Linked DNA regions of Homo sapiens: region 2 is linked to region 1. A link is a contact called in ENCODE Hi-C or POLR2A ChIA-PET data. All regions are on one chromosome and are shown on one strand. Each heading gives the region's core, a stretch centred on a gene start or an enhancer-like site at or near the end of the contact. The rest is flanking DNA. Distances are from core to core; before and after follow the strand shown.

Region 1 (6,042 bases), core at 3,497-5,996:
AGGAAAAGCAGACATATTTATCCCTCACACATTTGGGTCGCCCTTACTGCTGTGTCCTGCATCCACTGGCTGGAGCAGGATATCACACTCTTAAACTGATACCCAGTTTGCTAACAACCTAAAACTTTCCTAAGTAGGTAAGCGCAAAGGAGGACAAACAAGGAGAGGAAGTTGCTTACGAAAGATTTGAGGAAGCAGTAACATTTCCAAATAAGGAAGGGGCATAAGCTATGAGCTAAGACTTCCCTGGGACTCTCCAGATATGCCTGGGTAAGCCCAAGCAACTAACTGGGCTAAAGTGTAAGAACTAATAGCTGATAGGAGGCTTTAGAGTAAGAAGCTATTATTTCTAGTGTCTATGTCTATTATTTTATTTGTAAATCAAGACGAGCTTTGAAGAGGAACTTTTCTACTTCCTACAGGTAATTTCAAATTTAAAAGTAAAGGCAAGGCATGAACCCGGGAGGTAGAGCTTGCAGTGAGCCGAGATCGCGCCACTGCACTCCAGCCTGGGGCACAGAGCGAGACTCCATCTCAAAAAAAAAAATGGGCCGGGCACGGTGGCTTATGCCTGTAATCCCTGCACTTTGGGAGGCCAAGGCGGGCGGATCACGAGGTCAGGAGATCGAGACCATCCTGGCTAACACGGTGAAACCCCGTCTCCACTAAAAATACAAAAAATTAGCCGGGCGTGGCAGCGGGCGCCTGTAGTCCCAGCTACTCGGGAGGCTGAGGCAGGAGAATGGCGTGAACCTGGGAGGCGGAGCCTGCAGTGAGCCGAGATCGCGCCACTGCACTCCAACCTGGGAGACAGCAAGACTCCGTCTCAAAAAAAAAAAAAAAATTAAAAGTAAAAATAATGTGGTCGGGCCAAGCATGGTAGCTCATGCCTGTAATGCCAGCACTTTGGGAGGCCGAGGCAGGAGGATCACTTGAGCCCAGGAGGTTGAGGCTGCAGTGAGCTGAGATCACACCTGGGTGACAGAGCAAGACTCAGTCTCAAAAAAAAAAGTGTTGGCCAGACACGGTGGCTCATGCCTATAATCCTAGCACTTTGGGAGGCCAAGGAGGAGGATCACCTGAGGTCAGGAGTTCGAGACCAGCCTGGCCAACATGGTGAAACCTCATCTCTACTAAAAATACAAAAATTAGCCAGGTGTGGTGGCATGTGCCTGTAATCCCAGCTGAGGATTACTCGGGAGGCTGAAGCAGGAGAATCACTTGAACCCGGGAGGCGGAAGTGGCAGTGAGCTAAGATCACGCCATTGCACTCCAGCCTGGGGGACAGAGCAAGATTCCATTTCGAAAAAAAAAAAAAAGTGTGGTCATACATTTCGCAGAGCCCAATATATCCCAAGCATTATCATTTCAACAGGTAATCAATATAAAATAGTATGAAGGAGATATATTACATTCCTCCCTTTTCCCCAGACTAAGTCTTCAAAGTGCAGATTGTAGGCTCAGCACCCTTCATGGTGGTGAGCCGTCCTCTCTCCGGTCTGCCCTTTTTTTTTTTTTTTTTTTTTTTTGAGAGACAGAGTCTCATTCTGTCACCCAGGCTGGAGTGCAGTGGTGCGATCTCAGCTTACTGCAACCTCCACCTCCCGGGTTCAAGTGATTCTCCTGCCTCAGCCTCCCAAGTAGCTGGGATTACAGGCGCCTGCCACCATGTCCAGCTAACTTTGTATTTTTAGTAGGCACAGGGTTTCACCATGGTCAGGCTGGTCTCGAACTCCTGACCTCGTGATCCACCCGCTTTGGCCTCCCGAAGTGCTGGGATTTCAGGCGTGAGCCACCCCGCCTGGCCTGGACTGCCCATTTCTAAACTCTAAGGTGCTATGCGCATTTCAAAAGGGTCATGGTAAAGTCCTTTGTGAAATTTCAGGGAACGTGGTAACTTTGGAAGCACGTGTAGCCTCTGAGGGGCTCCTCCCTTCCCAAGCCTGCAGAGGCCTGGAGGGCTCTGACCGGGGTCTCCTGCACTCTCTCCCCAGCGTCCAAACCTGCGGGTGACCAGCTGCCCGCGGCTCTGTGGACCAGCAGTGCGGTGCTGGGACTGCTGCTCCTGGCCTTGCCCACCTATCACCTCTGGAAACGCTGCCGGCACCTGGCTGAGGACGACACCCACCCACCAGCTTCTCTGAGGCTTCTGCCCCAGGTGTCGGCCTGGGCTGGGTTAAGGGGGACCGGCCAGGTCGGGATCAGCCCCTCCTGAGTGGCCAGCCTTTCCCCCTGTGAAAGCAAAATAGCTTGGACCCCTTCAAGTTGAGAACTGGTCAGGGCAAACCTGCCTCCCATTCTACTCAAAGTCATCCCTCTGTTCACAGAGATGGATGCATGTTCTGATTGCCTCTTTGGAGAAGCTCATCAGAAACTCAAAAGAAGGCCACTGTTTGTCTCACCTACCCATGACCTGAAGCCCCTCCCTGAGTGGTCCCCACCTTTCTGGACGGAACCACGTACTTTTTACATACATTGATTCATGTCTCACGTCTCCCTAAAAATGCGTAAGACCAAGCTGTGCCCTGACCACCCTGGGCCCCTGTCGTCAGGACCTCCTGAGGCTTTGGCAAATAAACCTCCTAAAATGATACAAACGTGTCAGTTTTCTCAGTTGACACCCACTCCGTGGAGAGGAGAGGTCTGAGGGCTCCGGACAGCAGAGGGTTGACTGTGGGTCCTGCCCTGATGGCTCCATCTCCCTCATCCCACAGTCCGGGGCTGGAGAAGAAAGTGTTAGAAATGCTTGTTCCCCGGTGCCGTAAAGAAATAGCACTTGAATATAAATGTCATTTCCTCAGCAAGGCCACTGTTTTACTTTCTGCAGAAAGGGTACACTGGCCAGCAGTTTTGCCACGAGAGTATCCAGAACAAAGGAGACAGGGTCATTTATAACCTGACGCGTCCACCCTACTGCTCTGTCCGGTTTCCATTGGCTGGAACGGGACGGTTTCCATTGGCTGGAACGGGACCTCACATTCTGTATTTATCCCGATCGGCTAGCAGCTTGGAACTTTTAAAAAGAGGCAAAGGCAGAGGAGAACAAAGGAAGGAAGAAGTAGCTTGTGGAATGCTAAGAAAGGTAAAAACACCTTCAAATAAGGAAGAGGAACAGGTTATGACCTAATGCTTGCTTGGACCAGTATAAGCATGCCAGGGCAGATATTTAGCCTACATTGTGGGCACTAAGAACATAAAGTATGTTGATTTCCTTATTACATTATATATATTCAATATAACATTAACAATTAATTAACAAAGAATGTTAGCACAGGTCTTTTGTTTGTTTGTTTTTTGAGACAGAGTCTCGCTCTGTCGCCCAGGCTGGAGTGCAGTGGCGCGATCTCGGCTCACTTGCAAGCTCCGCCTCCCGGGTTCACGCCATTCTCCTGCCTCAGCCTCCCGAGTAGCTGGGACTACAGGCGCCCGCCACCACGCCTGGCTAATTTTTTGTATTTTTAGTAGAGACGGGGTTTCACCGTGTTAGCCGGGATGGTCTCGATCTCCTGACCTCGTGATCCGCCCGCCTCGGCCTCCCAAAGTGCTGGGATGACAGGCGTGAGCCACCGCGCCCGGCCTACCACAGGCCTTTGAATACATTTTGCTTCTAAGAGAAGTTACTATTTATTCCTAATTAGATGGGGAGGAAAGTCTCATTTGAAGAGGAACCTCTACTTCACGTTTTACAAAGGGCATTTGGTCTGCCCGCCAGAGATTCCTGTGCTGGGAGGATGGTGGAACGGTCCCCCGGCAAACAGCTCTCATTGCCCCCTGCCCGGGGCAACGCCCCTGAGGGACGGGGACGGCACCCAGCAAGCTCTGCCCGGGGCGGGGAAACGCGAGGGCTTAGTGGTTTCCTCGGTGAGAAGCTTAACCAGGAGTCCCCGAAAGCAGTGAGGGAAGATCCACAGAGGTCGCCTGGGGAAACACACCCAGAGGCGGCTTATGGAGGAGACTGCTTGTGTTTTGAGGTGGCTGCGGGCTGCGGAGGGTTGGGAGGGCCGGGAGGGCGGCCGGAAGCGAGGTCAGGCGATGAAGGCCTGGAGGTGCCAGCCCGGGGGCCCTGGAGAGCCATGGCAGAGTTTACAGCTCTGGAGGCTGCGGTGTCAGAAAGCTCCCTCTGGCGGTCAGGGGGTAACAGCGCGGGATGCTCGCCCGTGTGGCCGCCAATAGGGGCTCAGCGCAGCTGCAGCGGAGCTGGGGAGGGGGCTTCTCCCACGAGGTGAGCTACGCACTCAGACGTTGACTGAGTTAGGCGGAAGGCCAGGCTGAGCTCGACCCCCAGCACCAAGGCTCAGAGATGAACATGAGAAAAGGGTCTGGGGGCCGGGCGCGGGGCTGGGTCCAGCAGTCCTGGGCAGGTCCAGCCCCGCGCATGCTCCGTCAGGCTTCTCTGCTAACCAGGGAGACTGGTTGCTAGGAGACCATGCTAATGAAGGACTCGCTCACTACCCAAATGGCAAGCAATCCGGCTTTGTGCCAGAAACGAAGCACTTCCGAGGCAGCCATTTTGGAGTCTGGCAAAATTCAGGACCGAGGCCAAAGCCAGGAGAGCCAATCAATATACACAAAGAGGGAGGAGAAGAGAGAGTGCCAATAAGGACACAAGGAAAGTGGTAGCGTACCCTTGTCACTTCCCAAAGTCTCCCAGCGGGATACCGGTGCCCTCTGCCCTTAATCAAGATGGCCGCCTTGGGGGGGCTCTAGCGCACAGTGGAATATGGCGGTGCTTCCGGTCCCGCTGCCCTCAGCGAAGATGGCGGCAGTGGAGAAGCGGCGGCAAGCGGTACCACCGCCGGCCGGTTTCACGGACAGCGGCCGCCAGTCGGTATCCCGGGCGGCGGGGGCGGCCGAGAGCGAGGAGGACTTCCTGCGGCAGGTCGGCGTGACGGAAATGCTACGTGCGGCCCTGCTGAAGGTGCTGGAGGCGCGGCCCGAGGAGCCGATCGCCTTCCTGGCTCACTACTTCGAGAACATGGGCCTGCGCTCGCCTGTAAACGGCGGCGCCGGGGAGCCCCCGGGCCAGCTCCTGCTGCAGCAGCAGCGCCTGGGCCGCGCGCTATGGCACCTTCGCCTGGCCCACCACTCCCAGAGGTGCGCAGTGGGCCGGCTTGGGCGGGTGGGGCAGCGATGGACTTCAACTCCCAGCATGCCGCGCGCGGCTCCCTACCCGCAGCGCCGGCGCAGGGGCCCGGGGCTTGCTGGGAGTTGTAGTGCGCGATGCCTTCTTGGGTGGGATGGATCGGACAAGGTGGGCTGGAGGGTCCGGGCTTCGGTCCGGCGCTAGGCAGCGCGCTGCATGCGGCGCGAGTCCTTCTGGCCGGCTTCGCCTTCTGTGATGCCTTTTTGCAGGTGCTGAGTTTCCCCTTGCAGTTCATGATTTTCAAAATCGTGCAGCTCAAGAGGACTTGGCCCGAGGTCGCAGAGCCAGCCCCCGAGCCAGGTCCTCCTAGTCGCCTCCTTAGCAGCCTCATGTTATCCCCGTCCATTCAGCCAGAACGTGAATATTTACAGAGAGCAGCGCAGTCACCCAGGGCCCCCATCTTAGGGGACAGGCTCCCAGCGGGCAGGTGGGGATTCCTGGAAGAGCCTGGCGATGTGCGGGCGGGTTGCAGGGAAGAGGCCCAGCAGGTGCAAATTTAGACCCCGAGTGTGGGGCACACGGGAGGCGGGAAAGCCACGGAATTTGGCTGAAGCATGCGAGGCTGCAGGTGCCTACGCGCGGTGTCCCCTGGCTGGGGCCAGTTCTGAGCCCAGGGAAGGTGGTTGGGGACTATCTGTTGGCGTTGGGGATGGATGGGCTGATGTCTTTTGTTGGGGGGGGGGTCCCCAGAAGCGGAGCCTGAGGTAGGCATTGTGTGTGCAGGTGATTTTACAAGGGGGTGCGCCCAAGAGAACCCAGGAAGGGGGTGGGAAGAGCAGGCAGGGAAGGATGCCAAGCAAAGGTGCCCTTTCAGCCTCATAACCAGGGCATAAGCGCCCACCATGGCAGCCCTCGCCAGAGTCCCAGAGAAGTTCGGGGGGAGAAGAGAGATGGGGAGT
Region 2 (5,497 bases), core at 2,240-4,739, 240 kb before region 1:
GCCAGGCTTGTGTTGAACTCCTGACCTCAGGTAATGCACCTGCCTTGGCCTCCCAAAGTGCTGGGATTACAGGTGGGAGCCGCCATGCCCGGCCAACATAAATTTTTAATAGCGTTTTCTAATGAAAGCAATGAGGGCTCTCTGAAGAAATGGCCAATACAGGGACTGGGACAGTAAATATATGAGCCAGGATAATTAACATACCAGAACAAAAGAAAGTACTCAAAAAATATGAAATTATGTCAAAAGGAAAAAAGAACCAATGGAAAGAGCTCCCAAAGGCCAAAGCAGAAACAAATTGAGCAACAAAATACTGCAGTATTGAATAACCAAAGCTTAAAGTAACTGTCTATGTGTCCACATTTATACAAATAAGTGCATAAGCAAATAAAGTTGAATAGAATTCTCCTTTACAAAAGAATTCCAAATAATTGATATAGACACTCAGCCATCAAAGAGGTGGAGCTAACATCCCACTCCTTAAATGGGGGCTGTGCATAGTGACTTCCTCCAGAAGAATACATACAATATGGACAAGTAACTTCACAGTAGAGAAACTGGACAAACACTAGTTCAGCCAGGTGATCACAGTTAATACCAATGGTGATAATTCACCTTGACACCATGAAGTGACAAGAATAGCACTTCACCTCTGTGATCTGCTTCCCCCAAACCCATAACCCCAGTCAACTTCTCAGAAAAGCACCAGGTAAATAACAATGGGAGACATTCTACAAAACGCCTAACCAGTCCTCCTTAACACCGTCAAGGTCATTGGAAGAAGGAAAGTCTGAGAAACCGTGACAGCCAAGAAGAGCCTAAGGAGTCGTGACAACGAATGTTACGTGGGATCCCGGGTGCGACCCTGGAGTAGGGAAAGATAGAACTAAGTGTAAACAGTAAAGTTGAGGTTCCTCTTCAAAGACTTTCCTCCCCATCTAATTAGGAATAAATAGTAACTTCTCTTAGATGTAAAAATTATTCAAAGATCTGTGCTAACATTCTTAAATATCTGCTGGCCGTAATAAAGAAATCAAGGTACTGTATGTTCTTAGCGCCCACAATTTAGCCTAAATATTTGCCTGACATGCTTATACTGGTCCAAGCAAGCATTAGGTTATAGCCTCTTCCTCTTCCTTATTTGAAGGTGTTTTTACCTTTCACAGCATTCCACAAGTTACTTCTTCCTTCCTTTGTTATCCTCTGCCTTTGCCTCTTTTAAAAATTTATAAGTTGCTAGAAGATCAGAACAAATACAGAATGTGGGGTCCCGTTTCAGCCAATGGAAACCGGACACAGCAGTAGGGTGGATGCGTCAGGTTATAAATGACCTTGTCTCCTTTGTTCTGGATACTCTCGTGGTAAAACTGCTGGCGAGTGTACCCTTTATGCAGAAAGTAAAAAAACGGCCTTGCTGAGGAAATTAAATTTATGTTCAAGTGCTATTTCTTTACAGCACCGGGGAACAAGCATTTCTAACATGAGGAACTCCAAATAAAATATGGGCTTCAGTTAATAATAGCATATCAACATTTGTTCATTCACTGTGACAAATGACGTGAGACATACTGATAGAAGATGTTAATAAGAGAGGAAACTGGGTTGAAGCTACATGGGAAATCTGTGTTTTCTTTGTTATTTCTGTATAAATCTAAAACAACTCTAAAATAAAACTTAATTTAAAAGTGTTGTATTTTTTCAAACACCTGCTTAATTATTTGTACTAGTAATTACTAGTAATTTACCCTGTTAACTATTCCTGTCTTTTAATCAGAGCATTTATGACATAAAAATTAAAGCATACAGATTAATATCTAATTCCAAATAAATGCCTCTACATGTTTTATGTTAAAGTAATAACATAGATGTATAAACTTACTTCACATAATTTTTTCTGGTACTGTGGCTGTGTCTTGGGTTCACTCTCTAAAAAGGTGGTCGGTCGCCTTTTAGACAACCAGGAAAAAAATTCATTTTAGAGACTCTATTTCAATTCATGGTTGAACATTGTCAAAAGAATGTTTAAAAAAGTTCCTTAGTATCCAAGATTTAAAAAAAAAAATGTTTCAATGGCAAATCGATTCATCGTGACTGGATCACTTTCTCTAAAATATCCCTGTCTTTGTTTTCCATGCATGCTTTTTAGCAATAATACAACAGAATGCAATATTGGCCACTGGGGGAAAAGTATTCAAAGATAGAAAGTGAATAGAATTTGTAACCATGATAATTTAATGTTTCATTGTGATATTTTCTAAAACAGAAGAGTTTAAGAATATTCAAAGTCAATTTCCTCAATGATACTTTGCAGAATGTGATGAAACTAGAGAAACAAAAATGGCAGGATATTCTGAGTGATTTTAGATGTTGCTAGGATTTATGGGAAAAAATAATTTACCTGTTAGAGAATCACAAATAATTATTGGAAGCCCAAACTCTGAAATGTTTCCAAATTTAGTTGAACTTGTAAGTAATTATAATGTCAATATAGCTAGTCATGAAGTTAATGATAAAAGACGACCCATGCCTTATTTATGTAATAAAATATACAATGAATGATTAATGCTCCTCGGAAAATACGCTGGACTTGAACTACAATTGAGAGTGTCAGAATCAAAATATATTTGATTGTATAACAGGAGTAGCCCATCATGAACAAATGTATCATCTCATAAAGTATGCTCACGTTAAATATACTGTCAGAACAATGGAAAAAGCTGTTTTGCCTTTGTTGAAAGAATAATGGAGACAGTCCAGCTTAGGGAATTATTAGGTTGGAAACATACAATGCTGGCATAAGAACGTCCTGGACAGGGATGTAACAGTGAACAGCTCTGGCAGGTGTAGGAAAGGGTCGCAGCCATCATATCCCCTCCCCAAATGCTCAAACTAAATCTGCACATACGTCTGTATTAGGATTTGGTACATGTTATTTCGTGTGGGGAGGTATAAACAATGCATTTAAACTTTACGTTTCTAGTTAGAATATGCCTATTGCTAAATATTTCCATACTGATTCAACTACTTCAGTGCTGTGAGACAAATGAGCTATTACAACACGAATGAAAGCGCTGGCGACTCCGCAGCGCCGGCCGGTCCCCAGCCATCACCCGCGCCGTCCCGATGGCGCCGCTCGCGTTGCTCCTTTCTCGGCGCCAGGATCTCTCCCCAGGAACCAGCGCAGATCCGGAGGCCACGCTGCGCTGCGCTGCGCTGCGCTGCGCTGTCAGGACGCGCAGTTCCCGCCCCGCTGAAGGGACACCGTTTTACAACACGCCGCGTAGACCGTGACAGGGAAGTAAGGCCCACGGCAGCGCTCCCTCCTCAGCACTCGCGGCCGCGGACAGGACGCCTTTTCCTCCTCCTCTCACCTGGTGACCGGGTGTCCCGAACCGCGGCCGCTCCCGGGCGGGTCCTGAAGAGACCGTGGCTCCGTCTTCCCGGTCGACGCCCCGGGGCGACGAGTGCGGATCCGCCGCGGTTCCCGCGCGTGCTCCAGGTTGGGCGGGAGCCGGGCGCCCCCTCGCGGCAGTCCTGGGGAGTCTCTGAAAATCAGCGTTCGGATGACTGCAGGCCGTGATTTCGGAAATGTCAACTGAAATCGAGGCCACCATCCCGTGCCTTGATCGGAACGGATGGAGATTTTAAAAACTAAAAAAGATGGCCCGGGCGCGGTAGCTCACGCGTGTAAACCCAGCACTTTGGGAGGCCGAGGCGGGCGGATCACCCGAGGTCGAGAGTTTGAGACCAGCCTGACCAACGTGGAGAAACCCTGTCTCTACTAAAAATACAAAATTAGCTGGGCGTGGTGGCGCATGCCTGTAATCCCAGCTACTCGGGAGTCTGAGGCAGGAGAATCGCTTGAACCCAGGAGGCGGAGGTTTCGGTGAGCTGCACCATTGCACTCCGGCCTGGGCAACAAGAGTGAAACTCCGTCTCAAAAAAATAAAATAAATAAAATAAAAACTAAAAAAGATGTCCAGTAGGCAAAAGTCAGTTGAGTTTCTTCATATCACCAATAATGGATGGAAATAATTGGAACTAGAAATATTAAAATACCATTTACAATAGCACCCCTGAAGCTGAATCCATTAAGTATCAGCGTAACAAAAGGTGTGCAAACATGCATTCGGAAAACCATGAATCACAGTTGAGAGAAACCAAAAGAGGTATAAGTAAATGCAGAGATGTTCCTTATTTAGGAGAAGTACACTCATTATTGTGAAGGTGACAATTCTTTCCAAATCGATCTATAGATTCAGCCAAATCCCAGTTAAATTCCAGGCAAAGATATCGACAAACTGTTCCTAAACCCAGAATGGATGAAATAAGACTGAAGGAGAACAAAGTTAAAGACCTCACACATCTGGATCTGAACACTCACCCTAAAGCCACAGTAATGAAGAGAGCGTGGCAGTGGTGAAGCGGTTAGACACATAGATAAGTGGGACAGAACAGAGAGCCCCCAAACAGACTCAAGCCAACTGACTTTGTCAAACGGACAAAGGCAACTCAGTGGAGAAAGAGAAGTCTGTTCCACAAAAGACAACAGAACAATTGCAAACCATAGGGGAAAGAAATGAATGGAGACAAAAACCTTGTATTTTATCCAAAAATTCACTCAAAATAGTCCATAGACTTAAATTTTCAAGTGCAAAGTTGTGAAAGTTATAGAAGAAAGCCGAGAAAAATATCTGCATGGCCTTGGTTTGGGTGATGAGTTTCTAGATGCAATACACCAAAAGCCAACCCACAAAAGAAAACAAAACAATAACGGGGACTTTATTAAAATTTAAAATGGCTGCTCTGGTTAAGAGAACAAAAAAGCAATTCACAGACTGATTGATAGAAAATATTTGGGAAACAGCCGGGCAAGGTGGCTCATACCCATAATCGCAGCACTCTGGGAGGCCAAAGTGGGTGGATCATTTGAGGTCAGGAGTTCGAGACTAGCCTGGCCAACATGGTGAAACCCCGTCTCTACTAAAAATACAAAACAAAACAAAAAAAATTAGCTGGATGTGGTGGCACACGCCTGTAATCTCAGTTACTCGGGAGGCTGAGGCAGGAGAATTGCTTGAACCCAGGAGGCAGAGGTTGCAGTGAGCTGAGATCGCACCACTGCACTCCAGCCTGGGTGATGGAGTAAGACCCTGTCTCAAGAAAAAAAAAGAAAATATTTGGGAAACACATCCGAAAAAGGACTTGTCTGCAAAATATTTTTTTTTAAAAAAAACCTCTAAAACTCAAAAAGAATTAGATGAACAACCCAATTGAAAATATGTGAAGATCTGAAAAGACACCTCAGCAAAGAAGATGCACAGATGCCAAATAAGCATCCAAATTAATTAATTCTCAACAAACTTGTCCTGAGGGAAAAGCAGATTAAATGAGATAGTACTGTACATCTATTAAAATGGCTAAAATCTAAAGAACAGTAGCAATTGCAATAGGAGGTCTCATTCATTGCTGGGGGAAGGCATAAGGGTACAGTCAC

The links. Hi-C counts contacts between places; a loop is a spot of excess contacts on that map. ChIA-PET counts read pairs that join two places held with the same protein, here RNA polymerase II (POLR2A). Pooled maps may share reads with other maps.
Region 2: a map of naive thymus-derived CD4-positive, alpha-beta T cell shows a loop between it and region 1 (17-fold over the local background). The contact joins the enhancer-like site here to the promoter of TPGS1 in region 1. A Hi-C loop is called at or near these places in 3 of 168 maps with a recorded cell type or tissue (CD4-positive, alpha-beta memory T cell, mammary epithelial cell and naive thymus-derived CD4-positive, alpha-beta T cell) and 9 of 50 pooled maps. POLR2A ChIA-PET finds 5 or more read pairs at or near these places in 2 of 52 experiments (PC-9 and activated CD4-positive, alpha-beta T cell).

What each region holds. Positions count from the first base shown.
Region 1 is chr19:502,751-508,792 of GRCh38, forward strand. TPGS1 (tubulin polyglutamylase complex subunit 1) reads left to right here and starts at 4,747. Exons shown (of 2, transcript NM_033513.3): 1 at 4,747-5,094. The coding sequence starts at 4,757. MADCAM1-AS1 (MADCAM1 antisense RNA 1) reads right to left here and starts at 5,139. Exons shown (of 3, transcript XR_936221.4): 1 at 4,626-5,139. MADCAM1 (mucosal vascular addressin cell adhesion molecule 1) reads left to right here. Exons shown (of 5, transcript NM_130760.3): 5 at 1,995-2,593. The coding sequence ends at 2,215. RefSeq lists enhancers at 3,823-4,680, 4,553-4,892 and a silencer at 3,893-4,022.
Region 2 is chr19:264,027-269,523 of GRCh38, forward strand. No RefSeq gene overlaps it. Among named protein-coding and RNA genes, the nearest start is that of PLPP2, 25 kb to the right of the region's middle. RefSeq lists an enhancer at 3,208-3,337 and a silencer at 3,498-3,577. Within about 2 kb of position 3,490, at least 12 of the 41 ENCODE cell types and tissues checked have a DNase peak (open chromatin) inside an H3K27ac peak, as active enhancers do.